Regions from separate parts of the Homo sapiens genome. Here region 2 is linked to region 1. A link is an interaction called in ENCODE POLR2A ChIA-PET data of the cell type or tissue named here. Cell type or tissue: Panc1. All regions are shown on one strand. Each heading gives the region's core, and the rest is flanking DNA. Links, peaks and the distances in the headings are about the cores only.

Evidence for each region. ChIA-PET counts read pairs that join two places held together with the same protein. Peaks named below come from ENCODE experiments on the same cell type or tissue, not always from the same donor. Only the 100,000 strongest peaks of a DNase experiment are listed, where the experiment ranks them.
Region 2: POLR2A ChIA-PET joins it to region 1 with 8 read pairs; 2 of 35 experiments call an interaction of 5 or more read pairs at or near these places.

What each region holds. Positions count from the first base shown.
Region 1 is chr1:63,868,826-63,884,774 of GRCh38, forward strand. The region is part of intron 1 of ROR1 (receptor tyrosine kinase like orphan receptor 1); the gene reads left to right. Among named protein-coding and RNA genes, the nearest start is that of ROR1, 100 kb to the left of the region's middle. In Panc1, for the core only: no CTCF peak of the experiment used is centred there; a DNase peak (open chromatin) is centred at 9,181; H3K4me3 peaks cover 341 bases; H3K27ac peaks cover 2,463 bases.
Region 2 is chr1:64,070,468-64,086,416 of GRCh38, forward strand. All of the region lies in intron 4 of ROR1 (receptor tyrosine kinase like orphan receptor 1), which reads left to right. Among named protein-coding and RNA genes, the nearest start is that of ROR1-AS1, 34 kb to the right of the region's middle. In Panc1, for the core only: no CTCF peak of the experiment used is centred there; no DNase peak of the experiment used is centred there.

The DNA.
Region 1 (15,949 bases), core at 8,130-10,629:
ATAGAGAAGAAACTTTATTCAAGACATAGGTTTTTACACATTTTGTTTTGTTTTTAGCAAATAGGCACTTATTTTGCATCATTTTTATTTGCAGTATGCAATCAAATTGTGAGATTACTTAAGCCTTAGCATGAATCCCAGTGCCAACAGTTGTGTATTTCTTTCTTCTGCTTTCTTTTGTTGTCCCCCACAACCTTCTCTGAACAGCATCTATTAAGTGATTGCAGAGTCTCATGACTTGGTTGTGTTGGAATCTCTGCATTAGTGGGGACACCCTTCCAATTCCTTGTTAGGATCAAATGTGTTTTAGAGAAGGTATCTGGTTCCCAAGTTCTCTGTTGTTTTTTGGAACCATGAAAGCCTAGAGATGTTATGGCAGGATGTCCCTAATATGCATGGCAAGCCCTCGACAATGATTATGGCAGTTGTTACTATTACTGATTATTTGTAACTTCTAATAATCCAGAATTTAAATTGGTCAAAGACACGCTGCTCCTCAGGGAGTCTGAATATACTGGTATCAGCCCAGTGTCCTTCCACACTGGCCTGCAGCTCATTGTGACTGGGCCAACTTTGGCCTTTGTGCCTGGCTTCTATGCCAACCTGCCAAGTCCTTGAGATGCTGTGCACCTTACTATTTTTTGTCAGGCCTGCTAAGAAGGGGGCTTGTGTCCTGCAGATCAAGGACCAATAGGAAGCCCTCACCACAAACCTGATTCACAGTACTCTCTCCTCTTTGCACTTTGCACTGAAGAATCATCCTCTCCTCCATACACATTTTTTCCCCAGTACAGAACTTAGCTTTGTGGTGCTGGGTTATTAAGGAACCCAACTTGTATCCACTGTAGTTGTAATCTTGCTGGTCTTTGTCTGAGTTGCAAAACAACACTCATGGAAGTCCTCATTCAGTTATTCTAGAGCACTTGTTGAGCTCCTGGTAGAGGCAGAGTGCTGTCCACCAGATTTGTGCCTGATGGCACAGAGAATGATCAAAAGGAATCTTGCAACTGGACATAGTTTCTTTAGACAGAGACAGAGGTAAGTAAGTAACCTCACATAAGTATCCTAACTCTTATTTTCCAAATGTTAATGCTTGACTGGCATGTTATAAAGCTAATTTGTTTATAGTTGTGCCACATAATTATACACTCTGTACATAATATGCTTTTGAAATTATTATTTATTGCACAAATATTACAACAGAAACTGAACTCAAAACACAAGGAAAAATGTGTGTGGGCTCACCATTTGTACGAGTAAAACTTTTAATATATTTGTGTGTTCACTCATAGTCCTTATCCATGAATTCATAACTTTTGCACACAGTGGAAATCATACTGAAGATACCATTGGGTGTTCTGTTCTCCCCATTCTCCTCTCCCCATACACCATAATATTATTCATGTATGCTCTCAAGTTTAATCATGTCTGCATGCGGACATTTAGCTATCCTTAGAGAGCCCATAATTTGAACTCTGAGCATCTAGAGGAAGCTGCTGCCCCCAGCCCACTTAGGTACTTTCTTTTCCCCTTGTGGTGAGAATAGGAATTAGGTAGCAAGAGTTCCCAGGCTTCATTGTCCAAGGCTATGTTAGTATTTTCATCATAAATCTTGAGGCATCGCCTATTAAAGCCTTTTTGCCTTTCTCATTAAAAGAAGAGAATTTAGAAGGAAATATTTGAAAGACTCTAAGATGCCCAGGAGAAAGGTTCCAACATTATTACTCTGAGTAGACCAAGTTAGGTGTGGGTATATATTAATAGTAACTAAACACCTAGCAGTTTGGTGTATTCTGGAATGCTCTTGACTTGGGCTGAATGTGTCTGATGCTCTAGGTGTTCTTGCTGTCTCTGTCTGTCATCTGCCTGTCATTCTCCTGTGAGGGTAAGTAGTATCCCTTCCCAGACTGAGGATGGAAATGTTGAGGGGTGTAAAATGATAACTCAAACCTTTCCAAGAGTCCCCAAAGTGTGTACAGTGCATATGAAATTCTCCAAAAGGAGAAGAGGGATCTGGAAGTGCCACTGGGAGTGAGAGGCTGGGGAACCAGTGGAGTAGAGGATAGTAGTGGCTTGAAGTCACAGAGCAAGAATTCAAAACTTTGCTCTGGCACTAGCTTGGTGGCCTTGGGCAAATTACTTAATGTTTCTGAATCTTTCCATGAGGAAGATAATTACATTGCCCACCTCACTTGGTTGTGGTCGGTATTAAACTGGATAATGCAAATAATGCACTTAGCACAACACCTGGCATAAATAATAAGCACTCAATAAATGTGAAATGTTATGGTTGTTATTTCCTGCTTCACATTATAATTTTATTGCTTTCCAGACTGATGTCTCCGAACTTAGGTAGTAGTGGAGTCTGTGAGCTATTTTCAGTATTTCAAAATCTATGAAAAGGAGACAGTTCTGGTCACCATAATAAGTACATGACAGATGGAGTCTTTGAAACATGGTACCCACAGGGGAAGAATCCAGAAGGGGTCCTTTGTGTTGAAAAGTTGAGGCCTCGAGCTGAGGAAGTTAGCAAGTGCTTCAGTGAAAGCTTGTGGGTTTCCAGTTACAATGGGAGTAAATAGAGGGATGTTGTGAGCAAAGAACTTGATTGGTTGCTATGAGAGATCGTTCCCCTGTGGAGCATCAGAAGTTGATGCACTCTGGAGACCCCAGTTGCTCTGTCATGTTTACCAGTTTGTAGAATGTGTTATCACTGCCAAGCACCTTGGAAGCAGTGAGAAAACTGCCAGACAAATGGAAACCGGTTTCTCTACCCAACTTGGTAGAACATTTGCTCCAGGCAACCATACAGGCTCCAGGAGACATTTGCCTTGACAGTGCCTATTTTGTAAAGCTGTAATTTAAACTGACAAAACTTGATTTTGACATTGCAACAAGGTCTCTGTAGACTTAACACTATGTTCATTTTCCCATGCTTATCCCTACTGGAGACTGATGGGTTTACACCAACATGGAAGCTGGTTGGAATGGAAACCATCCAGAAAATGATTAGGGAGCTTGAAGCTCTCTGAAACTGGGCATAATGTGTATTAAGTCATTATAGTTTTAATGAAACTTGTCTTAGCTGGGGTCTCTTAACCACTTGTTTTCTAGTTGTAAATATTGAGTCCCTAATTTACACTAATGAGATGCTGTTGAGATTTAACGCCAATCTTATACTGCATTTGTCAAAGTGTAAGAGCTAACCTGAAATGTAGCTTTGCAAAATATTCTATTAAATAAACTTGGTGGAGAAGTAGCAACAAACAAACTGCATGCTTTCAGCAGAAACTGTCAACATACACATCTCTGAAGAAATTCATATTTTATGCCAGGGTGGTCTACAGTAGTTCCCATTAGTAAACGGTTAAATATCACCCTTCCCTGGTAAATCTGAATACTTTTGTGTCTGTTGTGAAATGCTGTACACATCCTCTTTTGATGATCTGCCTGGGAATTCTCCACTGTGAGAATTGTCTCTTAAAAATGGGAAGCAGCAAGGCATAGTAGAAAGAATATAGGCACTGGTGACACATATATTTAGGCCTGAGCCCAGCTCCCAGTTGGTGGCCAGGTAAGTTCTTTAACCTCCTTTTGCTTATTTTTTTTTTCTCCCTGCAACATGGGGTTGGTAGTACTTATAGGGCAGTGCTATCCAAACACTTAGTAGAGGTGATAATGTAAGTAGTGAACGTAGCTCCTGACATATAGTTGGTGTTCCCTAAAGGATAGATTGAAAGATATACACACCACCAAGTTGAATTCCTCTCAGATTTGTCCAAGGCCACCCAGCCTTTCTTGGCCTTTTCTTCCATCATTGGTTAGTGTGTGTTCTTGAAGGCAGTCTGATTTTATCCTTGGCTTAAAAAGTGGGGAAATATTTAGGAAGCCTAGCCTAATGCAAGAGAACTCATCTATCTTACTGTAGGATCAAATACAAATGGTTTTTGGATTGTCCATTATTTATCTCTCACTTCTCTTCATTAGTGGTGCTAATGGAAACACAATTATCTTCATAGACTTTGTTAGTCACAATCTCTTGGTTTCTTCAAATCCCACAATAGCAAGAATATGTTGTGGTTTTTATAATCTCTTTTGGTTCCTCAAACCCAAAGAAGGACAGTGAGAGGGTGGGAGATGATTTGAGAGGGTATTTACATTCCCAGGATTTTCAGATATATTTATGATTTTATTTTTTTGGAGACAGTGTTCCAATAGAGAGGTATTCTGTCTTCTCTTTTCTTTTTTCTCTTCTCTCTCCTCCCCCCAAATCGAGGTTGTAAGTGATGTGAGAGACCTGCTGTGAACTGCTGTCACCAGATCCTGCTATGATTTCTCTTTGTTCTTAGTTCTGGAGTCATCAAGGCTACATGGAGACACGTACCTTCCACTGATATGTTTGCTCCTTGATTCAGGGCTGAGTGCCTGTTTGAGTGATTCTGGCTACAGCTAAATGATATTTCTGTTTCCAATAGTATTGTAAACTATAGAGTAAGAATTTTCTTGTTGTTGTTGGGAGAGTTTGTTTTTCTTCTTAGTGTGTATTATCTCCCACCCCACTCCTCCAACCCGTTCTTTAAAAAACAAAACAAAACCAACAAACAAAAACTTGCATTGAAGCAACACCCAGAAGGAGTGAGCAGGCCTAGGCTGGAGTCTTATCCTGACATGGTAGAATCCTGTTACTGTCTCTTCGTAGATTCATTTAAATTGTTTTGACTGATTCATGCAATCTCTCAGTCCATTGATCAAGTCAAAAGAAAAAGTATCACTAAAAACTCACAGGACTGGTGCAGGTAGAATATTCTTTATCTATGGAAAATTCATTATCCTATCTAGAAGGATGTCTTGAAATAGCAGAATATTTTTATTATGTTTTTTTTCCAAGTAATACATGGTTCAAGAAAAAAGAAATTTTAAAAAGCCACACTAATAGCAAAACTAAAATAAGCATGAATCTTAATTTTAACAAAGATTACAGTAGTCCATGGGAAGGATTGTCTGCCCATTGCAGTGGGTTTGATTGGTTTTTTTACTTGGAAGTGCTCATATTCTGGAATGTGTTTATAGATCTTGACCTTAGATACTTCTCCTGACTCAGAAATTGTAAAATGTTTTGCTAGAGTAGCCAGTGGTGAGAGACCGCTACTGCTGTATGTTGCTCAGGGCTAACCTGTTAAGAACTGGTCTCGTCGCTCAGAGAGAACCATGATGCTGATGCCAGTTTCTTGTTTATGTAAAAACATTTAAAAATGGGCAAGATACTCTCTAAGTACAAGATAGTTATTATTGAGATATGTTCATGAATAAATTAATGAGAGAGGAACTTGAGATAAAGGAAATGGAGGAGAGAAATTGCATTTTTCCTGCATAATTACTCTCTTGTTTTAGAACACAAGTAGTCCTTTGGCATATTTTCAAAGTGTGGTATGTTTCACTTTTGTTTAAACTTGTCAAATTCTCAATGTAAAAGCCATTTAAGACTTTTTTTTCCTTCTTTTTTGAAGGTTGCTTCTTTTGGCCTCTTAAAGATAATTAAGAGCTGTAATTTGTGAGGATTTTGATGGCATTTTTTGGCAGTGGTAGTGCAGGACAGGATACATGAATCATAGCATCTGCTTATTAGCAAGGTCTCATAGATCACTTGTCCAACTTTCCACCGGGTGCTGAGATGGTTGGTCTCTGTTATCTGTTCTTCCCACTTCTGCTGGATACATTCTGGGAAAAGAATTTCATTGATGAGTGAGCTGTACTTCCACTTCTGAAGTACAAAAGTTATTAAGCTAGGGAGCATTTTCTCCATTTGACACCTACAGGCCACTCAGTAAAAAAGCAAATGAATGATGAATGAGTAAGGTCCCTGGGCTGCTTCCTACTTCTTCTTAGAGTGGTTAAGGCCCTCTTGACATTTTTGGAGGATGATAAATGTGTGCCCTTGAAGTTTCCTTGTCCAGGTCAAACAGCCCCAATTTCTCCATGATCTTTGGACATTGCTTCCACATTTTCTCTCCTTCTTGCTCTCCACAGGGCAAGTTTCATTTCATCAATTTTTTTTTGTAAAATACTGTAAAGATATCTGAATGAAGTAGACCAGGTATAATCTGATAAGCATAGAGTATGGTGGAGCATTTCTTTTAAGGTTCTGGGTATTGTTATTATCCTACTAATGGAACCAGCATTTGCTGGACCTTTTGGGGCCACCATGCCTTAGACAGGTAGATAATGGAATGGCATAGAGAACAGCCTGAAGCCGGCTGTCTTGGTTTGAATTCAGACTTACCATTTATGAAATGTTTGACCCTAGGCAAGTTGTTTAACCTCTCTGTAAACTTGTCTTCATTTGTAAAGTCAGGGGTAATCATAGTACTTATTTATACAGTTATTATAAGGAGTAAATAAATTAGTTTGTGCTGAGTGCCTACAACAATGCCTGGAGTGAAATAAGCACTCTGTGTTAGCTTTTATTGAATTTACAATGAAAAACGTCCAGGTCTTACTATCTGAAGTGCAGTTAGTTTTTTCAGCAAGGCTTTAGAATTAGACAGGGCTATGTTTAAATCTTAGCTCTGCTGTGTGTTTTGGGGGAAATTACTTTGCCTTTCTAAGCTTCTGTTTCCTCGTCTGTGAAAAGGGCATTAAAGAATAAAATCAGTTGAATTTCTGAGCCCTAATTAAGAACCTTGAGGGCAGAGCCATGGTTTACACTTGCTTTTTTTCTTCTTTCTTAACTTTACCTGGTATGCCATGTTTATAATCACTGCTAAATTAAAATAGTAAATATTTAAACTGAGTTTTCCCTTCAGTCTACCTTGTAGTAGAAAAATTAAATACTTCTATGTTACTTAAAACTGCACACTCACAAGTTTATGGTGGTGTATTGATTGGTTGTTCTGAAGAATGTATTCTGCTTGCCACCATGAACTGGGCTTCAGAATAAATAGGCTTCCTTGATCACTTCTCTCCTCATTAACTACTGTCTGGAATTTAGAGGGAATACAAAGTCTGGTAGCTACATTGCCTACTAATCTTGCAAATGGCCTGTGAGGTGGGTAAGCAATCAGGTGAGTGACAAAGGTTATAGTCAATTTTCCTGGCACTCTGGGATTTATTTTTGTGTCCTTGAAGTTTTAAGCAAGTGAGTTTTGAGGTTGTTGAGAAAGTGGGAGACTATATTTTAAAATGGTTTATAGTTATTAATGTTTTCAAATCTTGGTGGGATTTTAAAGGTGGGTTAAGCTGCGAAAGTGAATGTAAGTTAAAGCCAGTTAAATAGAGGAGTCCCTCGTTCATTCTGTCTTTGGTATGCTTAGGATTTCATAAATTTTATGGGTTTCAAAATCTTTGCCTTGTTTTGAATGTTTCTAATAAGATGGAGTGAAGTGGCTTACACCTCATGAGACATGGAACAGTTATCCAGGAATGCTGCTTGGCACACATATAAAGAAAGCACTGGTCTATTGATTCATAAAAAATGTGTGACTGATTTTCCTGGGACATGTGCATTATTTTCACAGAAGAATTTCATTTTTTACTTCCTCCCACCCTGTGCATCACTTGCACACGTTTGCAATTCATCAACTCTGATTTCCAAAACTTCTGCCCCCTCTTCCCCCAACCACCTCCATCCAACTACCTAAAGTGAAATATATTAGATGGAGAGGAGGGAAATTTCCTTAAATGCCTAATTTTTATGTCTGTAAGGGGCATGGTGAATTTGAGAAATGGTCTGAATGTTAGCCCAGATGACTCAATGCAATTATGAAACAAATTGGAAGCTGTTTCCATGAAAGAGTATGTATGCATGTGTTTCCACGAAAGGGGTGTGTGTGTGTGTGTGTGTGTGTGTGTGTGTGTGTGCGCGTGTGTGTGTGAGAACATGTGTTTAGGTCAGTTCTTTCATTCGTTCTCTTTCTTCCTCTTCTTTTTGTCGTTTCAAGGCTATGTTTTAGGTTGGCTATACAGCAATGAGGTTGCACTACACAGCCTCATCCCCTAAAGCCAAAATACAGCAAGTAGAAGACTGCTTAGCTCATCCAGTGAGAATCTCATGTATTATATTCTTACTTGCCATTGAGTTGCCAGAAAAAAAATAAATAGCTTTGTCTTAGAAAGCAATAACTTTTCTGCAATGAAATAACATTAAACAACTCTACCTGGTATGCCATGTGCATTGTTTTTCCTTTCTTGGAAAGGAAAAACTTTCTTAGAAAACGAGGGCACACAATGATTAGCGCTAACTTTCTCTTTCATGTGTCCAACTTAAGATTTTCTAGTGAGGCAGAGTTATTTCCCCTTACATGCTTGGTTTAATGGAAAGGGCCTGGCTTTCAGTTTTGTTCATATTCAGCTACCAAGACCCAATCAGTTAATAACTTTGCCCAGAGTTGAAAGAAAAATTCCTCTGGGTACAGAGTTAAATTCCTCTGCGTGTGGAAGGCCATAGTGGTTAAAAAGTTAGGCTTCGGAGCCAGATCAACATAGATTCAGATGTGCCTCTGCTGCTCAATGTGTGATGAGGGCAAATTGCTGAACTCAAGTCTCAAGTTTCCTCATCTGTCTGATGGGGATCATAACGCACATCACCTGACGTTGTAATAATTGCCTGACAATGTGTATAAGGCACTCGTGTAAGATCTGGCACTTGGCAAGAGTAAAATGCATTTTAGCCTATACTTTTTACTCTTCATTTGTAAAATTGTGGTAAAGGGATTGGCCCTGGAGGGAGTAGGGTGAGGTGGCATTTTCAGGAAGGTAGCACAAGGTTACAGGGAGGACAATAGAAATGTACAGGATGGCTGAAGACTCAGTAAGTAAATAGCATTGCTTCTTACAGCAGGCCGGAGGAGATCTCTATATTTTTCTTTATTAGAGAAAATTTAAGGGATATTGATTTTTAAAGGGAAGATTTATATTTTAATTTTAAAGAGGAAAATTTATCAGCTCCTATATATTTATTAGACATTTTGGGGGGGAAACAGTGAATGAATGAGACTGGTCCCATTTGATGTATGCTGTCAAAGTTTATAAACTATCTGATGAATTAGTAAGAACATATCAAACAAGACAAAGAGGCTCATTGTTAATGTGCGCAGGTGAGGCTTTGCAGGCTGCTTGTGGGTGAGGGTAAAAGTTTTCTTAACCTCAAGCCTGGATTCTGACCATAGAAACATTCCTCCTGAGTGAGTAGTGCTTCTAGAGTGCTTTCCTTCAAGGACCTCTCCGGCATCTGGCTCAATCACATGCCATCTTTTTCTCCTTTACATCTGCTTCCTTGCCCCACTTTGGCACCCAGCTAAGTGTGGGCAGATGGTGTGGCCTTGGGGACTCCAGAAGGGCCTTGGTGTCCTTCAGTAGCATGGAGTGTATAGCAGGGTCTGCCCGTGAAGGACCAGGGAGGTGAAGGGCCTTACAGGACTCATGTGGAATGCTTGTGAATGCATTATTTCCAAATATCCCTGAGTATTTGCAAGCGTTTTTATATACCTTTACTTCCATTTTGCTTTGACAACACCATTACCATTCCTTGACGATGAGGAACTGATCGGAAATAAACCTAATTGTTATTTGCTTAACAGTTTCAAGACCTGCAACTTGCAGCAGTCTCCTGACGGTCTCTGTACATTTTCTCTGTCCCCTTCTAATCTATTCACCACATTGTAGCTGGAGTGATTTTTTTTTTTTTAAACAGAAATCTGATCATGAGCTTTCTTGGTTTAAAACTCCTTCACGGCTGCCATTTGCTTACAGGTTTAGGGCTGAAATCCTTGCCATGGCTTGGCTTACAGGACTCTGTGGGTCTAGCCTCTGCTGACTTTGCTCCTCAGCACCAACCTATTCATCTTTCATCCTTCCCTCTTTCCAGAAAACCTAAAGGTGGAGCCCTGTCTGCTCCATCTGCTGCCCTGGTTACTCTCATCCAGGGCATTCATTCTCTTTTTATAAGTACTGTGAGGCCTTTTCACAATTTGTTACTACTGCATAGTTATGTACTTATTTCTTGCCAGTCTCCCTCACAAGGCTGCAAACTTCAGGAGAGTGCAGACCGCAGCCTGTTCAGTCCTCATGGTATATGAAGCCTGTTGCATTACAGGTCCTGAGCCTCCATTTGTTGAATAATTTCATTAATTAATTAACCAATTAATTAATTTCCTCTAAAGGGTTTGAAACCCCAACTATTAAGGCTTATGTTGAAAGGACAATTTAAAGGAAAATAAACTGTTAGAAGAGGGAGAGATAGAAGCCCCAGAAACTTGGAATGAGTCAGATCTTACAGCTGAGCAGGAACGCAAGCTTTGAGGAAAGCTTTATTTATTTAAATAGGAGTCTCATAAGGAAGGCAGAAAAAGGAAACCCAAGCAGATGACTTGGTTCCTATTATCTGCTGAGAGGAAGCTCATCTGGAGTGATGACTTTTTCCTGGCACTAAATTTGACCTGAAAATTATAAAATGAATCCATACAGAATAAAAAATACCCTCCTGCTCCCATTATGGATGATGTCTTCTATTGTAGTTTGCCGAAGGGACAGAGTTTGTGAGAGGGAGTGAGTTGAGATGAGGTGGAGATGAAAGCCTGTATATAATTTAGAGAGAACTTGGGGCAAACTAGAAAGATAGCCTGTGGTCTGAGATGAGGGCCGATGCCACAGACATGGGGACCCCTTTCCTTTCTGGCAGCATTTTCCTGTGTGTATTCTGGGGGGCCTTCAAGGTATTCTGTGACAAAAGGGTTCTCTAGTCAGATAGGTTTGCAAAACACTGCGTATTATATCCTGGCCCACCCTTGAAGTTGTATAATGCATACCAATAAATAAAGACCCTGAGAAGTGAGAGTCTTATAGTGAAGAGATGTTTAGCTGTTTAATCCACCATTTTTCAAGCTTATTTGACCTCAGAAAACATAATCATAGAACTTCCCTCAAAACAGACCTGAGTAATGCTAATTTAGGAGTTGGAGAGAACAAGAAGTACCAGCATGAGATCAAGGTAGAGAAACTCAATTATCTTTGTAGAAACATTTCTACTTTGAAATAGAAATAGAATGATCTAAGCTGAAATAGATTTTTTTGTGTGTGTTTTATTATAGTAGTGGTTGGAGTAGGGGTCCCCAAAAAGTAAGGATTAAGGGAGTGAGGATCTTTCCTTTATGAAAATGGTATGGACCCGTGTCATTTAATGGAGGGTTTTGGTGGTTAGGAGGACAGGCTACTGGGTGTGAGTTCAGGGTCTACCATGTTTTAGCTGGATGACATAAGAAATTGCCTACCATCACAGTGCCTCCTTCCTCACCTGTGAAATGTGGGTAATAATAGTAATGACTACAAGAGCTCTTCTAAGAATTAAATGTGATGATGCATGTATAATGCTGAGAACAGTGCCTGGTTCAAAGTAAGAGCTTAATAAATGTTAGCTATTAGTATTGCTGATTAAAGAATGCCAAGGAATTAATAAGCATGGAAAGATTGGAGCCCTTTACTCAGAGCAAAATCTAGAAATGTCTAATAGCCAAAATATTCTTCTCATGGGGCCTTTTCCAGCTTGAGGCAAATGATAATATGTTTAGAAGCTGATGGGGTAATAGTTTCCCAGCTGGAGAAAAACCTGAGTCTTCATACAAGGAGAGAGAACCACAATGTGTGTTCCTGCAGTACTGCTGTGGAAGTCATGCTGTATGCAAGTACGTCCAAATCAATAATCATAAGTAGCCCCGATGGCTGAACCCAAAGTCTTTCTTTATAATCTTTTATATTATTTCTTTAAAAGACTCTGCCTGTAAAAGAATCTGAATCTAGTAAACTTACTCGTGATTTAATTTGAGCTCTGTTTGAGGTGTTGGCTCTGTTTGTTGATTATGCCAGGTTCTTTTCGGTTTCTAAGCAGTTGAATCAAGTGATAGAATGTCTGGTTTTCTAGTTGCTTCATACATGAAGTTGCATATCCATCCATCTATCCATCTATCCTTCCATCCATCCATCCATCCACGCAGTAAATATTTATCAGTCAAGTACTACTAACCACTTCCAATTTATGAAGCATCCTCACAAAGCCCCCAAATGTGGTTTAAATATAGCACTAGGAATTCTTTAGGCCTCTGAAAGTTACTTATGAAAATGACGGAGACTGTTCTGTCTTATTTTCTTATCCTCCTAATTTACAAGTTCTGTTCTGTGTACACTGTGACTCTGTAAGAGTAGTGTTGGAGACTAGATTAAATGTAGATCTAAAATACCCTGTCCATAGGCAGAGATAGGTAAAGAATGGCTAATTACTAAATAATTAATAATAGCTGGTGATGCTGCTGGCCCTTATTTGACCTTTACATAAGCACAGCTGCCTCTGGGCTCATCCCAGGGGCTATCTTTATCAACACTAGAGTGTGATAATAAATGAGTTTCTCTAGGAATTTTTCTTTTTGTTCAGGCACTGTCTCTGAAGAGTGTTCCATGGGAAAACAATCCTCATGATATACATTTTTTTAATAGATAAAACTTTGGCAGATCCATTTTCAACCCTGGCATTCAGACCTCCTAAAATTGCTATCAGCTAATAGAGATTTAGGATATAGAAAGCTGGGAAGGCAGTCAAATTGGTTCCCGGCCACTAAGGCCCTGCATGCATAAGTATCACATGAGGGCTATGGACACCAAGACCAATCAGGCCAGGCTTTTCAGGAAGCTCTGCTCAGAATCAGGTGGAGAACATTCTTAAGCAGTAGTCAATTATTATTCTTGAATATTAATCACAATTAGTGCAAAAGACTACCTCTTGCCACTACCAGAATTATTTTGTATATAGAGATCTTATATGAGCATGGGAAAATTTATTTTTTAAATGCTACTCTCTGGGAAACAAAGTCATTCACTCACCAGGTGTTTATTGAGTTAATTTTACGCCAGACACTTTGCTAGGCCTAGTGATACAAGGTGAATGAGGCATGGCATTGCCCCTAAGGAAATATAAAATAGTATAGAGTTTCAACTTAAGTGTCAGATCCAATCTATTAATTGGTAGTGGCTGCCTGGAGGATTGTGTTGGGGAGAATTCTGAGGCTTTGTCTGGACACAGTGATTGATTAGAACAATCTTCCTTGAGGATAGAAAGGGGATAATGGTAGATGTACCACCCATTTTCTGTACCTAGTCTTCTGAGAGACCGGCAGGCAGTTGCAGCTCCATATGTTAGGTACTATAGGAGGGGATCATATAGGATACTCTGGGAACACCTAATTCTGCACATGGAGCAGAAAATAGCATCACAGGCGGTTGAAACTTTGAACTGAGACCTGAAAATTAGTAGGAGATCCCCCCCGGTGAATAAACAAGAGAAGTGCATTTTAGGCAAAGAAGCAAAGTTGGACCTGGAAGCAAGCAATGGTAGGATGTGTTGGGAAAGGCAAATTGTTCTTTGTACTGGGAAACTTTGCCAAGACCAGATCTCACTGAAGGATTTGGATGTTAGGCCCAGGAGCCTTGGAGGACTGTGAGACAACACTAAAAAAATACCGATCCTTGAAAAATATTAATCTGAAAAGAAGGCACTGATGGCAGGCACCCTTTAGAGCTCTGGCCTCTGGTCTGTTCTGTTCAACCTCTATACTGATGGCTTGGTTAGACAAAGATGACGTGCATGTTGATCAGATTAATAGAAGACACAATGTTTGGAAGTTTTGTGAGCCTGTGGGTGACTTAATCTGAAACCAGATGTCTCAAACAGCTTGAACAATTCCAAACCAGAGGATATTTGCTAGGGAAAATATAAATTCTGTACTCTGGCTGAAACAACCAATTGTACAAGAGCAGGATGGAAGAATATTTAGCCTGGCAATAATATGTGTGACAAGAGTTAGATTTTGGTTACAAATGTCACCAGTCTACAATGTGACATGTCCACACTGAGAAAATAGTAATGATGGGCATGAAGAGTTCTAAAAAAGTTCTAATCATCCTGTCTCCTTCTGTCATGGGCCTACTACAAAAGGAGTGTTCATTTTGGTAAAGATGTTAAGATAAAAATTAGCTGGCATGAGTCCAGAGGAAAACATCTAGGCTGAGGAGATATTTTGGTTGATGATTTTAGGGTTACTAAACCCAGAAAGAGAAAATTAAGGACTGTCTTCAAATATTTTGAAGATAATCAGTAGCCTAGCACTTAGGCTTATGTTGTATGGAGTGATGAAAAATGGGTAGACATTTCTGGAAAGCAAATTTCAGCTCAGGTTCTCAATGAAGCCTCCAATGATGGGAGCTTCTTTGAAGTGGAAAGGGCAAATAATAAGTTTCCTGTCCGAGAAGTGAGGATGCAGAGAATGGGTTAACACTTGTTGGAAAGATTGTAGAAGGGATTTATGTATTAGATATTGTTTGGGCTCAAAGGTCCTTCCAACTCTGAGATTTTTTTCATTCTAGAGGAAAAAAAATATCCCTACACTGTACTGTCTTTGAAGCCAGAAAAAGAACATCTATAAATTTGAGCCCAACCTTTAAGTTGTGTCTCTTGTTGGGGCAGGTTTCTTGACTTGCTGTGATGACAGTGGAGCCTTTCTATCCCTCATCTGGACTTTACTTGTAATCTTAAAAGTCCTCTCTCTCTCTTTTTATTTTTTTAACATCTCCTTCCTCTGTTTTCTGGGCCACTCACTCAAAGACACCCCATAAAATATTTGCCCGGGAAAGAAGGCACCTTCCAATAAAAATACCTATAACCTGGAGGACAAGACACAAAAGCCTTATTTCTCAGCTCTGAGCTTTTGTTAAAACCTGTGTTATGACTGGGTGAAATGAGCTGGCCTCAGAGAACAGGCCAGAAAACACAGGGAATCCTTTGGCTGATTGGCATCCTCTGCCATTGGTGACTCTCCATAACCCATGTTGTTGTCTCTGGCCGCCAGCACCCCATCAGATGTTTTGCCAGCTTGAGTTCTGAGTCTGATTTCTCATGCCAGCTTCATCTTGGTGTTGCTGAATAAAGGAGTTTCCCACCATCACGATACACCTTCCCCTGCCCCTAGGAGAAATCTTCCTCCAGAGGGATGGGCAGCCATGTGGCTAAATGGGTTCCTGCTCAGAGGCGAGGAGGTGAGGAAGAACACAGTGCATGTGCTGAGCAGAGATCCAGCTCCTACTCCTGGTTTCTTCCAAAACCTGCCTGTTAATCACCTGTTTACATTGCCAAGCATGCTTGACTGGGTAATGATAGTAGGGGGAAAAGCAGTGAAAGGAACATCACAGGTTTTACTCAAGTGGAGTAATCCCTTCCTGATTTACAGGCATTTCGGTGGCTTTGGTGCAGACAGAGTGGCTGGTCTCATTCTTTTCACACCAATGGCCAGCAGCCCCCAGAAAGCAGTTGGACTCTTCGTACCCCTTTGATGTCCCCTCTTGGGTGATTCCCACGTGGAGGGTGGTGCCACTGGGCTTGGTTGCAGTCTGCCACCCCACCTTCCCAGTTAGCATTCCCACCTGCTGTTCCTGGTGACTCTTGGTAAAGTCAGACTGTTGGTGCCTGCACTTGTGGGTGTTATGTGAGGGACACATGGAGACCAGTTTGCTGTAGTCTCTTCTCTCACTGGCCTGCCCCGGTGCCATGATCTGAGGATACCACAGCTGAAAGGGAACTCAGAGGTCATCAAGCCTGACCCCTTTCATTTTGGCAATGAGGAAACAAAGGACTAAAGAGGTGAAGGAAATTGCTCAAGGTCACGCAGCTAGTTGGTGACAGGGACTGCAGCCTCAGCCTTTTGATTCATAAACCAGGGATCCTTTTTCTCTCCTAGGTTAAAGCATTGCCCTTTTTTAAATGAATATATTTATTTATTCAGAAATTCAGCAAATATTTATTGAACTGTGACAGAGATGAATAAAGTCTGTCTCCACAAACAACTCATAGACCTGGGGAGGAGACAGGGGATTATACAAATTAACTCAATGTGGAAAGTGCTGGTAAATGGAGGTA
Region 2 (15,949 bases), core at 5,130-7,629, 200 kb after region 1:
ACCACACCCAGTTAAAATTTTTTTTTATTTTTTATAGAGATGGGATCCCACCATATTGCCCAGGCTGGTCTCGAATTCCTTGCCTCAAACCATCCTCGCACCTCAGCCTCCCAAAGTGCTGGGATTATAGGTGTGAGCCACCACACCTGGCCTATGCTTTAGTTTTTTCATCTGCAAAATGGAAATGATATTCATCTCAGGAATCCTTGTGGGGGTTCATTTGCTCATTCAAAAAATAGTGATGGAGCAGCCACTGTGTGCCAGGCCAAGGCTTCACGGATATAGTGGTGAACAATACCAGGCAAACTCTTTGTGCTCATAGAACTTGGTTCTATCAGGAGAAATGGACGATAAACATGGAGACCAATAAATAAGATAGGAAGAAGAAAGTCTAATGTGTCAGAGAGTAATGTCTGGGGGTAGGAAATGGGCAACTTTAACAGCTTGGTGAGTAAAGGTTTTCTGCCAAGGGGCTGACATTTGAGCTGACCTCTGAGGAACAGAGTGAGCCAGGCTTGCAGAGAGCAAGGGAAAGAAAGATTATTCTAGGCAAAATAACAGCAAGAACAAAGACCATGACATGGAAAATGGTTTTGTCACGATCATGGAACAGAAAGAAGGCCAGCGTGGCCAAATTGGATGAGCGAGTTGTGGGAAGTATGACTTCAGGTTAGAAAGGCGAGCAGGAGCTACGCGTTACTTAGCTGTGCAAGCCAGTGTTTGGGCTTCATTCCAAGAGCCATGGAAGCCATGGGAGGGTTTCAGCTAAAGAGGTGATGTGTCCTCATTTACAATGGGAAGAGCACTCTGGCATCTGTGCGGAGGGTGGACGAGAGTATGAGCAGGAGCTGGAAGAGCAATAAGGAAGTTTTTGCACTAGTCTAGATGTGAAAATAGGTGGTTTGATGACTTGGACCAGGTCGGGGTAGGTGAGTTGTAAAGAAGTAAGAGGATTTGAGATGGCTTGAAGAGGAGGCAGGTGTGAAGGTTTAAATTATATAAATAAACAGGATAAATGGAATCTGCATCCAAAATGCCTAACTGCTTAGAACAGAGGCGGTGATCAACTCATGTCCCGTTCTGGTCCACTCCCCCCCGCCCCACCACCCACACAGACACACACACACACACAGACACACACACACACACAAACCTTGGTGGCTTTTGAAGAAGTATTTATGGGTTTCATCCTCATCTGGATTTTCCCATCATCAGGAATGAGTGGCAACTGCGGGGAGAAGGATGTGGATGTGTCTCTGATTTTCACAGCATGAAGACAGAATAAGTCTACCATTTTCTATTCCTCTATAATCTTGGTCTCTTAGAATAGCTATAGCCTTCAGCAATGATGGAGAAGCAGGGTTCTGTGGGATGAAGCAATTAGCCATGTTCTAGGAGAGAGGGAAGAGCCAATAAGGAGGGTGTTCTCTCCTCTCTCTCAGTTGCCAGAGCTCAGCCTGAAAGGGATTCCCTTCCTCTGCTCTCCCGCCACCGTGGTGCTTCCCTATGTTACACTATGTTGTGGTCCATGGTTTAGTTCTCCAAACAGGAGAACTACCCCTGGCACAAAGAGGGCCTTGATTAATATCTAAACACTGAATGAGCAACGGAAAACACCAGTGCTTCTTGTCTTAGAGCCGAGAAACTTCTGAGGTTGCAGAATAACCTGTGAAGTTTTTTCTTTTATAAAGATAGGAATAACAATAGCATCTATGCAAAGAATTGCAAGGATCATGAGAGATAATTTGTGTCATTCACTTTGCATGATGCCTGGCATATGACAAGTCCTTGATAGAAGTTTGCTATTACTAAGGGCCTGCTTCCTATGGCTTCTTTAAGAGCTGCTGTGTGTAAATGGCCCTCAGAGCCTCTTTGAGGGCTCTGGACTAAGAGGAAAGAAGAACTCTGGTGCAGGGACCCAAATAAGCTCTATCAGTTCTCACTGCAGTAGGGGCTTGACGGTGGAATTAACAAAGTGCCTTAGGTTTACTGCCAGTTCCCTGACAGCCTGATTTCCCATGTATTGTGTACCAGATGAGACATAAGGGATTGTGAAGGCAAATGAAAAGCAGGATATTGTTTACTGGGGCCAATATAAATATGTTTGTGGGGAGAGGAGAACAAAGACCTCAAAGCCTGTTGTTGACAGAAACCACGCTAGTGTTTAATACATGACGTCATCCTAGTAAAAATAATAGTTCCCACAGGTCTGCCAGGGAATGGGAGAGCCGGGGTTATCTGTACCCACACATGCCAGGAACCTCAGGGGTGCTGGCAACTGGTATATGATCCTGACCCAGCTTCCAACTAGCTCCATGGCATGTCTGAGGGAGGGGCTTCGTGGATAGTATCCTACTCTGAGTTCCAAACACACAGATCCCAACGTCTGGATTCCACCTCTGCTAGACACCAGCTTGTAGCAGAGACCTTAGCTGGGAGCCTGGTTTTTCCCAAATGTAAATTCAGATAAGAATTCAACCCCTACTAGAGTAGTTGTGATGAAAAAACAAGATAAATAAAATAAACAAGATTTAAAGGAAATGCTAACTGCAAGAGAGCCTTTGGTATTCATGGTAGCCTCACCCACTTCTGTGTGCTCCTCTCTCACCTATGCAGAAGCATTGAAATTCCAGGCTTCATCTCCAGTCTCACCACCCTGAACCCCTACTTTGCTTAGCTTCCCTCCTCTATGTAAATTTGTTTTATTTATTTAGGCCTTTTGTAAGGTGTGTGAAGGTATCTGGGCTAAGAGAGTGGAAGGTCAGTGAACCCCTGAGAAAATACTAGCCACTTGGGGGTCCTCATTCTTGCCCAATCAGTCAGAAGATCCAACTACTCCTCTGTGTGCCCCTTCCTGCTCCATGTGCTCCTTTATTTTACCCATTTTTCTCCATGGTAAATGCAAGTGTAAGGCTTTGAAGGCACAGGGGAGCCTCTACAAGCCCTGAGTGGAAATTCGCAGCCAGTATGTGAAAGCATGACTTCAATTTTTTGAAGACTGGGCCCTAAGAACTGGACATGATGAAGCTTACCAGTTTGCCAATCTTCACCTTCTGTTTTCTTCCCCTGAGAGTTTCCACTAGAAATTCCCCAGCTTTGGTTTGAGTGCTTGGCTCTGTAATCTTGGAGACACTCTGCATACACCCCACAATTAAGACATCGCAACTCCATGCAATGTTTCTTCAGAGAAAGTTAGATGCAATTAGATCATTTGAAGATGGATTAGCCTGCCATCTGCACAATATTAAGAAAAATCATGTTGGCAAATGATGGGGCCTCTTTGAAGAGCTCTGAAGGAAAGCCACTAATGGGCTCTACACTGGGTTTCCCCCCTGTTCCCGAAGGGTTAACACAATGTGTGGGAAAGGAAAAAAAAATCCCCTGTGGCATTAAAATGCTGTGTCAGAGATTTGTAAGCTCCCCTTTGTAGCTCTGCCCTGGGGCCTGGCTCACTTCAGTGGAGATGAGGTTAATAAGACCTCTGTTGCTGCTTGGCAGTTCTTAACGGGGTTACAGTCTGGTGCCTGACCAGTGAAGGACAGTTATTATTAAAGTGCTGAGGAATTTAATTCAATAAGGTCAGGGACATCTGCTGTGCTTGCTTGCCCAATGTCCATTTATTCTTCTTTTTACAAGAACTGCTTGCTTTTCCTTTGCGGAAAACCACCTCATGCCCATTCTGTCTAGGTGGAGCTGACCCTTACCTAAATCAGGGTGGCCACATGACCAAGCCAGCCCAGTTAGTGTATTTGGGTATCCAACCGTGCCCCAAAGTCACTGGACTTGTCAGTTACATAAGCCTATAAACACCTTTACCCCTCAACCCTCATTTTTCTTTTTCAGCTTCTGCAAGGTGGAGTAGCTACATTAACTATTTAAGGGATTAAATGGCATGAAGTATAATTAGATAGAAACTAAACTCTGTGGGAAGTCAAGAGAGGGAGAGGTTGATGTGGGTGGGTGGGCTTCCTGGCAGAGGCTGAACTTGAACTGATCTTAAAGGATGGAGAGGATTAGGTGAGACCAAGAGAATGCAGAACTCTGTGCAAGGCACAGAGGGAGGGAGAACTCAGTTAAAATGAAGATCTGTGGACAAGAAATGAAAAGTGGGTTTTGACAAATAGAGGCAGGGAAAATGCCAGAGGACTTGGAATCCCAGGATGAGAAGTTTGAACTTACCTGGATAGTTCCCCAGTGTGGACTTATGTATGGGTGGGGAAAATCCACACCAGATTGTGCTACCAGTTTGGGCAAGTATATGACTCTATGCCTTACCTGTGTTAGAGACTGGCACAGGTGCAGGCAGGGCACTAACCTTGGCTCCGCCACTTAATAACTGAGCAACAATGGGGGAGTTACTTAACCTCCAAATCTCAATTTTTTTCCATCTGCACAATGAAGATAAATAATAACCTGACATTCAGTGTTTGTGAGGATAAAATGAGATAACCTACGTGGGAGCCCTTAGGATAGTACCTGGCACATGATAATAATAGTAGATAATATCTGTTGAGTGCTTATTAGTGTTCCCGAGGCACTGTGCTAAGCTCCTGACATACCTTATCTCATTTAATCCTCCCAATAGCCAGTGCTTTAAAAATGTTGGCTGAATCCGATTTGGGGTAACCTTGTCATTCCTGTGCTTGATCAAACAATAAGCTTATCAGACATTTACTGTCCAATGAGAGCTGAATACATAATCTGAATATTCAAGTTCTAATTTCTTAATACACACCCTAAAATGTTTTAAATTTAATAAAATTACACTTCAGAACATCTAGAGAATAGAGTAAAAAAAATGTACATATAACTTCACTAACCACAACAGAACCATGTTTTTCTAATATAGAGGGGGTTAAGATTATCTGCTTTTAGGCCCACCAGATCACCACAGTGTGATCTGGGGCAAGTTACTTTATCTTCTCTCAGCCTTAGTTTCCTCATCTGTCCTTATACGATGTTTCTAGAAGCTTCTTCATAGGGGTTTTTTGTTTTGTTTTTGGCAAGGTTTAAGAGTGATAATTCATGCTGTATGGAGCATCTGACACATAATACACCATCAATGTTAGCTCCTATGAATGCCTCCAGTCACTGTCCTATACATTTTCCCTGTGATTGCAATAACCGTGTATATGCAGTTGCATCCTTATTTTTTCACTTAACACTGTATCTCAGGCATCTTTATAAGTAACAAGATCTCCCTGTCCCTCATTCCTAATGTATATGTTCTCCTAAAATCACTTTAAGTGTATCAACTTGCTCTTGCTTCATCTTTTAAAAACATGTATAAGTAATGCTACACTCCACACCTTTACGCTTAATGGCTCTAAGAGTTCACGTTTCAGTGCACCATCTCTTTGAGTTCAAATTATGGTTCTGCCCACACCTTTTCAGAATGTGGTGAGAATGAATGACACCCAAGTCAGGAAAGGCCTTTGACAAATTGCAGATTATGCTGGCTTGATAAGTGACCACAGGAAAGTATGATTGTCACTTTTCCAGCAGTGGGTTTCCTCCAGTGTGATATTCTGTGCCTCACCTATCAAGAGGTGTTACTGTGGGTCTTCCTGTCAGCTCAGTTCTCCTACCCTTCTTGCTGACAGAGGAAGAAGAATCCCACTACCTTTTAGCTGGAGGTTATTCTCCTGATCTCACTGAATCTTATTTCTTGGAGTAGCAAGGAATCTGCAAAACAATTTGAGGCTGTCTTTCTGTTGCAAATCAAAGCCCCAACCTCTTATTTGGGTCTTAGAGCAAGAGTTCCCCAAGTACTTTGAAATTGGACCCTTCTGTACACACCTGGAGTCACCAGTAAGCCTTGCCCATAGATTCCCTGGTGGATGGACACACAAAGCTAAGGGCAAAGGTGACCTTTTCATTTCTTCTTCAGGTCCTACAATGCCTTTGAAATCTTTATGATCTGCACCTTCAGGGATTATACAAACAGCTTGAGGAAATCCTAAAATTGTGTTTTCTCCAGATAAGCATCCAGGTCAAAGGAAAGACCTCTGCATGCCTTCCTGATAGAAAGAAACTTGCCTCAATTTAGAGAATGCCACCAAGAACAAAATTGGCATGCAGCCATTTGTGCAGTGCATTAAAAACCAGTTTACAAATAGTGGTACAATTCTGGAAGTGTCAGACCTCATAGTGTGGTGTAGTGGAAGTCCACAGACTATTTACCATATTTCAAATGTCTTACTGTTTTTAAACAGCAGCACAGGATAACCAGAGTAACACATTTCTTTGTTTCTGTCTCGAATAACATCAATTAAGTAAAAATAAAATTTATTATCATGCAAGTTATAAGCTTTCCTTGGCAATTATATTTTGATATATTTATATGCTAATTTTAACAAATTTTGGTTAACATATCTTACAGCAGTATTTTTTATATTAATAATGGTAAGAGGAACAGTTACTTTTTTACTTAGCTATTAGTTAATTGAGATTATTTTAAAAGCTGTGTGACGTTGGAAAACTGATTAACTAATACAGGTATTTATAAGATGTTTGGTCTAAAATAAGGTATTTAAACTACCTGAGCCTCAGTTTCCTCATATAGAAAAAATATACCCTCCTCATATGGCTGTTATAGGGGAAAAAGACACAATATGCAAAGCACATAGTACGGAGGCAAAGTATCTGGCACATAGTATGGTTCAATAGATAAATAATTTTCCCATAGAAACTGCAAATTTATATATGAGACAAAAAACATTTCAAGTATATGTTCTTGAGGGCAGGGAGATGTAAGGTTTTTAAAGGTTCTTTGATAAAAAGGTTGGAGCATGGCTCTTTGGCTCTGATCACTCCATTGGATACTTAAAACAATGTTCAACTCTGTCATCAGAATGAAATGTCCACTGATTCATCTCCATTTCTTAACTACCAAGCAACGTTCTTTTGAGGGCTTTCACACCCTCACGTATCCTTTCCACCTGAACCTCAGTGGCTGACTTTACCCCAGGCCCTGAAGGCAGAGGTGGAGCTGAGCTCTGTGTCTGGGAAGAGAGAAGCAGGCACGTCCTCTGATCCTTGCCCAAGGGCCTGCTTTGTGAGTGGGGCATCAATGCCGCTTTTGTTCCACCTTTAGCGTCTGGCCCACAGCTGAACTCAAAGAGGCTGGCTGCTCGGGGCAACCCTGGCCCACAAAGGACAGACAGCACCAAGCCCAGCCAAGGGTTCACTCAAGACCCCAAGATCCAGCACGGTGGTTCTCCCCACTGGGGAGGCAGCCTCAGGGAACATTCTGTCTGCCTTTGGCATTCTAAACCATTTCTAATTTCATGAAGATAAGTCAGAGGTTTTAAATGTGATATCACTGCTGAAAAGGCCAGAGCCATCAGCGTAGAACCAGCATGTCCTTGCTAATTACAATACACAATCATTGCCTTATGTTGATGCAGTCATTTGCTCATTCATCAGCTATTAATTGAGTTCCTACTATGTGCTCAATGTGATGCTCAATGTGAGGGACATGGAGGTGAAAAGATGATGTCCCTGCCCTTAACTCTCTGGTGTACTGGCAAATAAACTGTCACCTGCTAAGACAAATAGAACATAATATCTGGACACTATAACAAAAACCTGGAGAAGCAGAAACAGTCTACATAAGGGGCCAATAATAACCATTGCTACAGTTGATCAAGCATTTGCTGTGTGCCACTCACTGTGCTAAGCACTTAGTGTGTATTATCTCATTTAATTCTTAAAACACAGCTATAATAGTAGTTTGATTCTCTTCCTATCTCTCTGGGAAAGGCCATGCAAAGAAAATGGCATGTGAGGGTCTTGGAAAAAGAATAGGAGTTTGCCAACTAGACAAGCAGGGGAGATCATTGCGGGCACAGGAAACAAAAATGATCTGTTTGGAGAACTGCAGATCTTTGGTATGTGTGGAGCAAAGGGAATATGCAGGGCCTCGTGTGAGAATAGTGATTGCAGTGAAGTGAGAACTAAGTGGGATGAAGCTTCAAATGTGGAAGACTGTAAGCAGAGCTAAGATGTCGAGGAAGGAGACTCGGTAGGATAGTGCTTCAGTTAGAAGGAGGGATGGCCACGTTTGTTGGTTCACTTTTGAGATGCAGAGCCTATTCCTAGGGTAGGCTATGAGAAGGGAACAATGAGAGGGAGAAACTAAAAATGCCGGACAGAGAGTGACTAGTGGAGACAGGACCTCACCCTCCTCTGATTGGAAGAAAGATAAGAAGAGAACCAAAGACATAGACACATTCTAAGAATAGGTGTTGGGAGGCAGAACACAGGTAAGAGGGGGCAGAAGGAAAAGATACGATCTTAAGAGTTGTACCTGCATGACGCCTGATGTCTCTGAGGTTAAAGGCAAGTCCAACAAGGAGAGTGAGAGGTGACAGAGTATTATAGAGGCCTTGGTGAAAGGAGTAAAAGTTTGGAGTCATTGTTGAGTACGATGATGAGGTGCTGATAACACAAACTCTTGATTTCGAGGAAGGAGTGTTCAAAGGAGGAGGAGGAAAATGACTGCTAGAGAGAAAGGTGATGGATGGCATGTGAAAATAGTTGAGTGTGCTGAGAATCGTTGATTAGAGTGGCGAAAGGTAATGAAGGGAAGACTTAATAGGTGATTTCAGGTTCAGACATCTGAATGAGGGCATGGACCTATTCCATGCAGCTTCAGGAGACAGAACGAGGTCCAACAAGTGGTCATTCCTAGGAGACAGATTCTCTACCCCCAAACATTAAACATTAAAACATGTAAGTAAGTGTACATTAAAAACATTAAAATGTGTAAGTAAGTAGCACTATCCAGCAATGGAATAATCTGCCTCTTGAAGGATTTCAATCATCTGCCAAGGATGTTGTGCTGGAAATTTGGTATGCTTAATTAGATGGCTTCTTCTATCTTTTTTAATACTAACATATCATAGATACTTAATATATGGAGCATTGAAATAGATAGCAGCCAATTTTGGCATTCTTGCAGGTTGTCCCACTGTCTGAGCAAGAGAATCTTGATTGGGATTTTTTTTTTTTCTTTTTTGGAGACAGAGTCTCGCTTTGTTGCCAGGCTGGAGTACAGTGGCGCAGTCTCGGCTCACTGCAACCTCCACCTCCCAGGTTCAAGCAATTCTCCCACCTCAGCCTTCCAAGTAGCTGGGATTAGCTGGGATTACAGGCACCTGCAACCACGCCCAGCTAGTTTTTATATTTTTAGTAGAAACGGGGTTTCACCATGTTGGCCAGGCTGGTCTTGAACTCCTGACCTCAAGTGATCTGCCCTCCTCGGCCTCCCAAAGTGCTGGGATTATAAGCATGAGCCACCGTATCTGGCCTTGATTGGAATTTTCAGTAAGATTTATGCAGTTTAAGAACTGTGGAAACAATCTTGATTTTTTTTTTTATTCCAGGAGGATTTTTGTTAAGATTAGCAGAAGCCATGCTCTAGTTTGAGAAAAATACACATGGTATTATTGAGTTAACAGGCATGATGTGTATATAATACTTACTATGGAGAGGGCTTCTTTCTATAATTAAGGCAGAATGCCCATCCCTTCTCATTGTGGATCTGGAGAGGACCCTTAGCTGGGATGACTAAAGGAGGAGCCTCTGTTCTTACCTGATTTGGAGTCCTCTTCTCATCATGAAAGATGTTTGCGCATCTTTCATGCCCTGTACCTTTCTTTTCATTTGCCCCCTGCATTTGGGATTGGTTGCTTTCTTTTTTGGAACCTATGAGACTATTTCAGTGGTTCTCAACTGAGGGTGATTTTGACCCTCAGAGGGCATTTGACAATATCTAGAGATATTTTTGATTGTCATGACTGGAGAGGGATGCTGCTGGCATCTGGTGGGTAGAAGGCAGGGATGCTGCTCAAAGCCCTACAGCGCACAGGACAGCCGCTCTCAACAAAGAATCAGCCAGCCCAAAATGACAATAGTGCTGAGGTTAAGAGACCATGGTCTGTTTTTAAGTCTTCCTTCTAAATCAGCTGCCACCAATACACTCTGTAAAACCCCAGATGCCTACTTTTATTTTCTAATTTAAGAACTGTTGTGTGGTTGAATACTCTGTCTCTGTGAACTCTACCCCCACCCATCCCGTTCTTCATGCTGTAGCAATAAGAAGGACATTTTAAACTCCCTTTGACCAGAAAAGTCACTTTTGGTTAGGGTCCAAACAAGAAACACATCCCTCCCTGGATAAAGGCAGAGATGCCACAGCTTGCAGAGAAAAAACATCAGACATTTCCCAATGGCAGCAACTCTGGGCCAAGAGTACGGATGGAGGACAAGCTACAGATACAGCCACATGGTGCCCTTCATTTGCTTTTGAGTAGGAGCTCACACTGTCTTTAAAAGATTGGACAGTAGAGCTCAGCCATGAAGGGCCCCTGTAGCCTTTCCAAGCCAGGATAAGACCAAGACGGTGGTATGAAAGCAACTGTGACTTTGGCACAAATACAGACTGAGAAAATGGTACCTGACTAGGTTACTCTTATGACCCTCTGAGAATCCCCACACAGCACATGCTAACATGTACCTACACCTCTGTGTCCCAAATTAGGCTGAAGTTTTCAGTTAGCCAGATCATAAATTAGGCCTTTGTAGCTCTAAGATCCCCTACCCCTGAAGAATCCTAGGAAAGCCTCCCTTACTACACTTCATGACTCAGCATTGATAGCCTGCTCCAACAGAAATAGCCCAAGGCTGAGATTTCCCTTCTCATCCCTTATGTTTTTCAGGCTGAGCAGTCATAGGGAAATCATTCAAACTCTTAGAACCTAGGTTTTCTTATCTCTGAAATGAAGACATCGACCTTCCAATTTCTGGGAACCTGTATTGAAAAAGTACTCTCAAATACGGACATAATTTTATGTACAAAGTTACTTATTGCTTCATTATTTAATGTTAGACATATTGTGAAATAGATTAAATATGACACATTTATAGAATGGAACATTATGTACCCATGAAAAAATAATATACATGAAGAGTTTCATTGGCTGTGAAAAATGCTTGTGCTCTAATGTCAAGAATAAGAAGCAGGCCGGGCTTGGTGGCTCACACCTATAATCCCAGCACTTTAGGAGGCTGAGGTGGGAGGATTGCTTGGGCTCAGGAGTTCGAGACCAGCCTGAGCAACATAGGGAGACTCTACAAAAAATAAAAAAATTAGCCAGGTTTGGTGGCCCATGCCTGTGGTGCCAGCTACTCAGCAGGTTGAGATGGGGGGATTGCTTGAGCCTGGGAGATCGAGGCTGCAGTGAGCCATGATTGCACCGTTGCACTCCAGCCTAGGTGACAGCGCGAGACACTGTCAAAAAAAAAAAAAAAGCGGCAAAATATAACACCCCCCACACACATACACAAACACACATTTATATGCTTATAGTATGATCTCAATTCTATAAAATATGTATAGAAAAAAGTCTGGAGGGAAACCAAACTATTACCAAGAGTTTATACTTTGTTTTATGTTAGTATGTTTATAACGTTTTTAATAAAAATAAAGCTGAGGTATACAATAATTCTTTTCCCTTTAAAAGCAGAGCATATAACTCTCAAGATTGAGAAACACTGATTTACAGCTGTAGACAGAACTGGGGCCAGAGATAAAATTTTGGAGTCATAGATGTTTTAGTAGAGATTGATTACTGGATAAGATCACCTAGGATGAGCCTGTAGAGTGAGAAGAGATGAGAGCCAAGGCTTGAACCCTGGGAAATACTGACATTTAGGGAATGGATGAGGAAGACAAGCCAGAGAAGGGAATAAGTTCGTGGCAGTAATCCATATGAGATAATAACCTATATGGATTACCATGGTGGCGTTGGGACATGCAAGGGAATGATAAAGCTGATAGGCATTTTAAAATAAATTAAGGGTTGTAAATTACATGTACAAGATGAGGGTAATGGAAAAGCCAAATATTACTTAAACCTCTCTAGTTTGGAATATGGAAGAATGCTGATATCAAGGAAAGCAATGGGATAGTTGAAAGAGATGCATATATGGTAGGAGTGGGGAAGAGGTTAGGCTTAGTCTTGTATGAGTTGGGTTTGAGATCTCTCTTCAAGAAAATAACTGCTCTAAGAAGTGCAGTTATCTGAAAGTCCCCAGCTGCAGCCCCTTGGGGATCGGCCATACCATGCAAGCTGAGGTCACCCTCTGCCCAGGCAGCTCTCAGCCATGACTAAGCTTAGAAGCAGCATTAGAGCTGATCCTCTCTGCCCATGCGAGCCTCCTCTAGTAAGTAGGCAGTCCTTGCACGTGGGCTCCCCACTAGGCTGACCCAGATTCTGAGGGCTGACCTTGGTTTAAGCTCTTCCCATTCAATCTCCCTTCTTCCCACTCTTCTTTCTCAGATATCAAGTCTGTATCATGGTCTGAATGCTCTCCCTGCCTGCTCTTCTCTCTCTCCCTCTTTCTCTTCCACAAACACTGCCCCCAGTAAATCTCTTGCACTTTGAATTCCATCTTGGTATCTGCTTTCCAGAGGACCAGAACCAACACAAGTGATGGTTACATATCCAAAAGAAATTATTGTGGAAGGAAAATAGTACAGTTCTTGAAAGCAATCAGGATTGAGGGATAACTGAATCTCAAGAGTCTCCCTAATAGCATAATTAGAGGGAGGAGTGGAGGACAAGGTTTGAATCTTATGTTACAGTCATAATTGGGAAAGAGTACAGTTAGTCTTGTAATTGGGAAGAGAATTCAGGATGGTGGGGGGAAGTTATTGAAAAAGTAGAAGGAAACTCTGGGAAGTGTAGGATCATAGAACATGAAATAGAGAGAGAGCTTTTTAGGAACAGGTGATAATCAGCGCAGATGTCATCAAAGAAAATCTGAGTAGGGACTGAGGTCTTGTATTTAGAGACTGACAGTGTGGCTGGCTGGCCATCAAGTGATTATTTCAGGGAAAGAATGAGAATAGGTGCCAAGTTTACAGGAATGAAAAAGAAACATAGTGGGAAATAGCTGGAGGTAATGACAGTAGACCTCACATTGAAAATGTTTGTCCATGAATGAGAGGAGGGAAATTGAGCTAATTAGAGTAATAATTTCCAAGATTGAGTGTGTGTGTTTTAGGAACACCTAACCATTTCCAGAAGAGGGCTTTAAAGGTGCTAGAGAGAGAGAGAGAAAAAAAAAAAAACAACCATTGTAGAATTAAAATGCTGAAAGCAGTGGGAAGAGAAAAGCTACTGAGGCCAGAGGGAGGGGTTAGATTTTAAACGGAAGAGAGAAACCTCTTTTCTGGAACGTGGCAACAAGAAGATGGCAGAAATGACAGAGATATAAGGGGTGAGAGTGAAGAACCTCACGCTTAGAATGTGTTCCTGGTACAAAAGTAACAAGACCAACCTCTAAGAATAAGAGAATGAGATGGGGAAAATGTGTAAAGAGAGTGGAGATGATCAGGAATGGCTGGTGAGCATACTGTTATTCCTTAAGAAATGTGATGGGGCAAAGGAAAATCTTGCCTTAAATGCATGAAGTTGGATCTCTGTCAAGTACTGGTCCAAAGGACTGTGACTCTAATTGGTAAGAAAGAACTAATAAGGTCCTGGCATTTCTCTTACATCTTGAATTTTCCTAGTTCAACTATAACTCAAGTGTTCAGAGAAACAAACTGGCTTTACGCAGTCCACTTTTGTAATTATCAACAATCATAGAAAAGGAACTAGTATATAGCTACTTATTTGCTTTGTTTGAATGGCACTGTACTTTATCATAACAATGGGTGATAAAGATGATAAAAATATCCAAGAACCACAATGCTCTATGTCAGAACTAGGTTGACTGGAGAAGAAATGCTCTCTGAAGCAAACGTTCTGGATACTCAAAGACTGGATTTGTACAGTGGTCTTTAGGCGTTATAACTCTGTCCAGGTCTCTCAACACTTACAGCTATCAAGGAAACTTTATTATTGATATTCTACAGAAAAAATCACGATTACTGCAAGTCTGTAAGCTCTTAAGTATTTTTCCCATTGAAATTATTGTTTCATTAATATAATATATTCAACCTTGTGCTATCTTGGGTATGCAACTCTACAGTTAGAGCAGATCAAAGGGCAGTAGCCTGAAAGGAGCTGAATGACAAAATCCATGGCATTTCTCATTAGTCTTAGCCAGAAGTGGCTCTTTATGGAGAGGACTCATCCTGGTCTTGTGAAGAGAAATGCACTGAAACTGGAAAGGAATGAGCTGGCCACATCAGTTTCTTCAAAGCTGCCAGTTGATATGTCTATGTCTGCAAGTATGACTTATGCCTGTTAATTACCCCCCAAACTCCTTCAACAGACAAAGCTCTTTATTCTGCTGACTTTGAAGTATAATTTGGGGATGCCTTGAGAAGGTCAACGCGACAGGCCAGCTTTTGCCCTGCAGTGGGCTGTGCAGGTGTGTGCTAGCTGTTGGCTTCCAGGCCTGTTTTATTCCAGCCCTGGCAGAGTTTGCAGGAATGTCATGAGAAGAGATTTATAATACTTTCTGATTCCATCCAGTTTCAAATAATTTTATGAATAATCTTTCTCATAGCATACTAGTAATTCTACAAGCAGTCTTGGCCAAAATCAACGGAGTGAGCATGCTTAAGGAAATAATTTTCTTTTTCCTTTTTAAGAAATCATTTTGCTGAAGTTTTACAAACCTCATAAAAATTAAGGGTTGGTTTGAATTTGGGAGAAAGACTCACTTTATCTGAACTCATTTGCCAAAAATATTTAAATGAGCACATGCTGGATGTAAAAGTGCCAAAGCAATAGCATCAATTATGCATTCTCAACCTTCCAGACTTTCCAGAGTCATTAAAAGGCAGCGTTTTCCTACAGGTGTTAATGGGATCCTGCAAAGAGGAAGGTGGTTTTAGGTAGGATTGTGACAGAGTGGCTCGTGCGTTGGGTGCTATGGAACCCACTGAGGGGCTTCTGACCACAGTCCCATGCAGAGCCAACAATGGCATTCGTTGTTATAAGCAAGTGTCAGTCACAAGAGAGCTGCCATTACAGAGTGTTGCCCAGCTTTCCATATTCCCAACATGGCCAGAGGTTTCATTCTTTGAGAATGTGTTTATTCAGCCTAGTAAAAACATTAAAAAGGGGAATAAATCTCTGCCGACCCCAAAATGCTTTTCACCACAGCTGTAAACCATAAAACATTTAGAAAGGTAAGCAGGACTAAAGATAATATAGTTTCCCCAAGCAGCAAGGAGGGCAGACCTGGAGGTGGCCCTTGCAAAGACAGCTGCAGTGCACAGAGCTTCCCTGCAAAATCATTAAGAAAGGGACAGGTTCTATAAGGTGCTAAATTATTATTAGTTTTTTTTTAAGTTGGGGGAGGGCAATAATAAAAACCATGTGCTCAGCAGCCTGCTTGGCCATATAAAACAGAAAGGCCTGTGACTTTAAGTGTTGTAAAAGGGGTTAATTGTCGATTTCTGAATGTGGCAAGTTTACTGATCTTGTTAACAGCAACGGGGCATGTGCCGTTGGTTATCATGGCGGGAAAGAAAAACAGCCATCCATCCCTTATTCCCTGGATGCCGTTATTAGTCTTGGAACCCAAGTTAAGGGACATATGGGTGAATGCAGTCTTAAAATTGCTCCTTTCCACCTGTCCAAATTTCTACCCATTCTAAAGCTTCCAGTTCCACCTAACAACTGCATTTTTACTGCCATTTTTCAAATGCCTGCTGTGGATCAGTTCCTTTCACACAAAATGTGTTGTCTATTTGTATGACAACCTAATGGAGTGGGCAAGGATGATACAACCATTTTACAGACAAAGCAACTGAGGTTCAGAGAAGTTAAGAAAGTTATCTATGGCGACAGAGCTATGAAGCAGAGGTTCAAACCCGTCTTTATATTCCAAGTCCAGGTCTTTTCAACTAGTTATTCAAATAATTCATTTGTTCATCCATTTACTCAATAGATAGTTATTGGCCATGCACTAAGAGCCG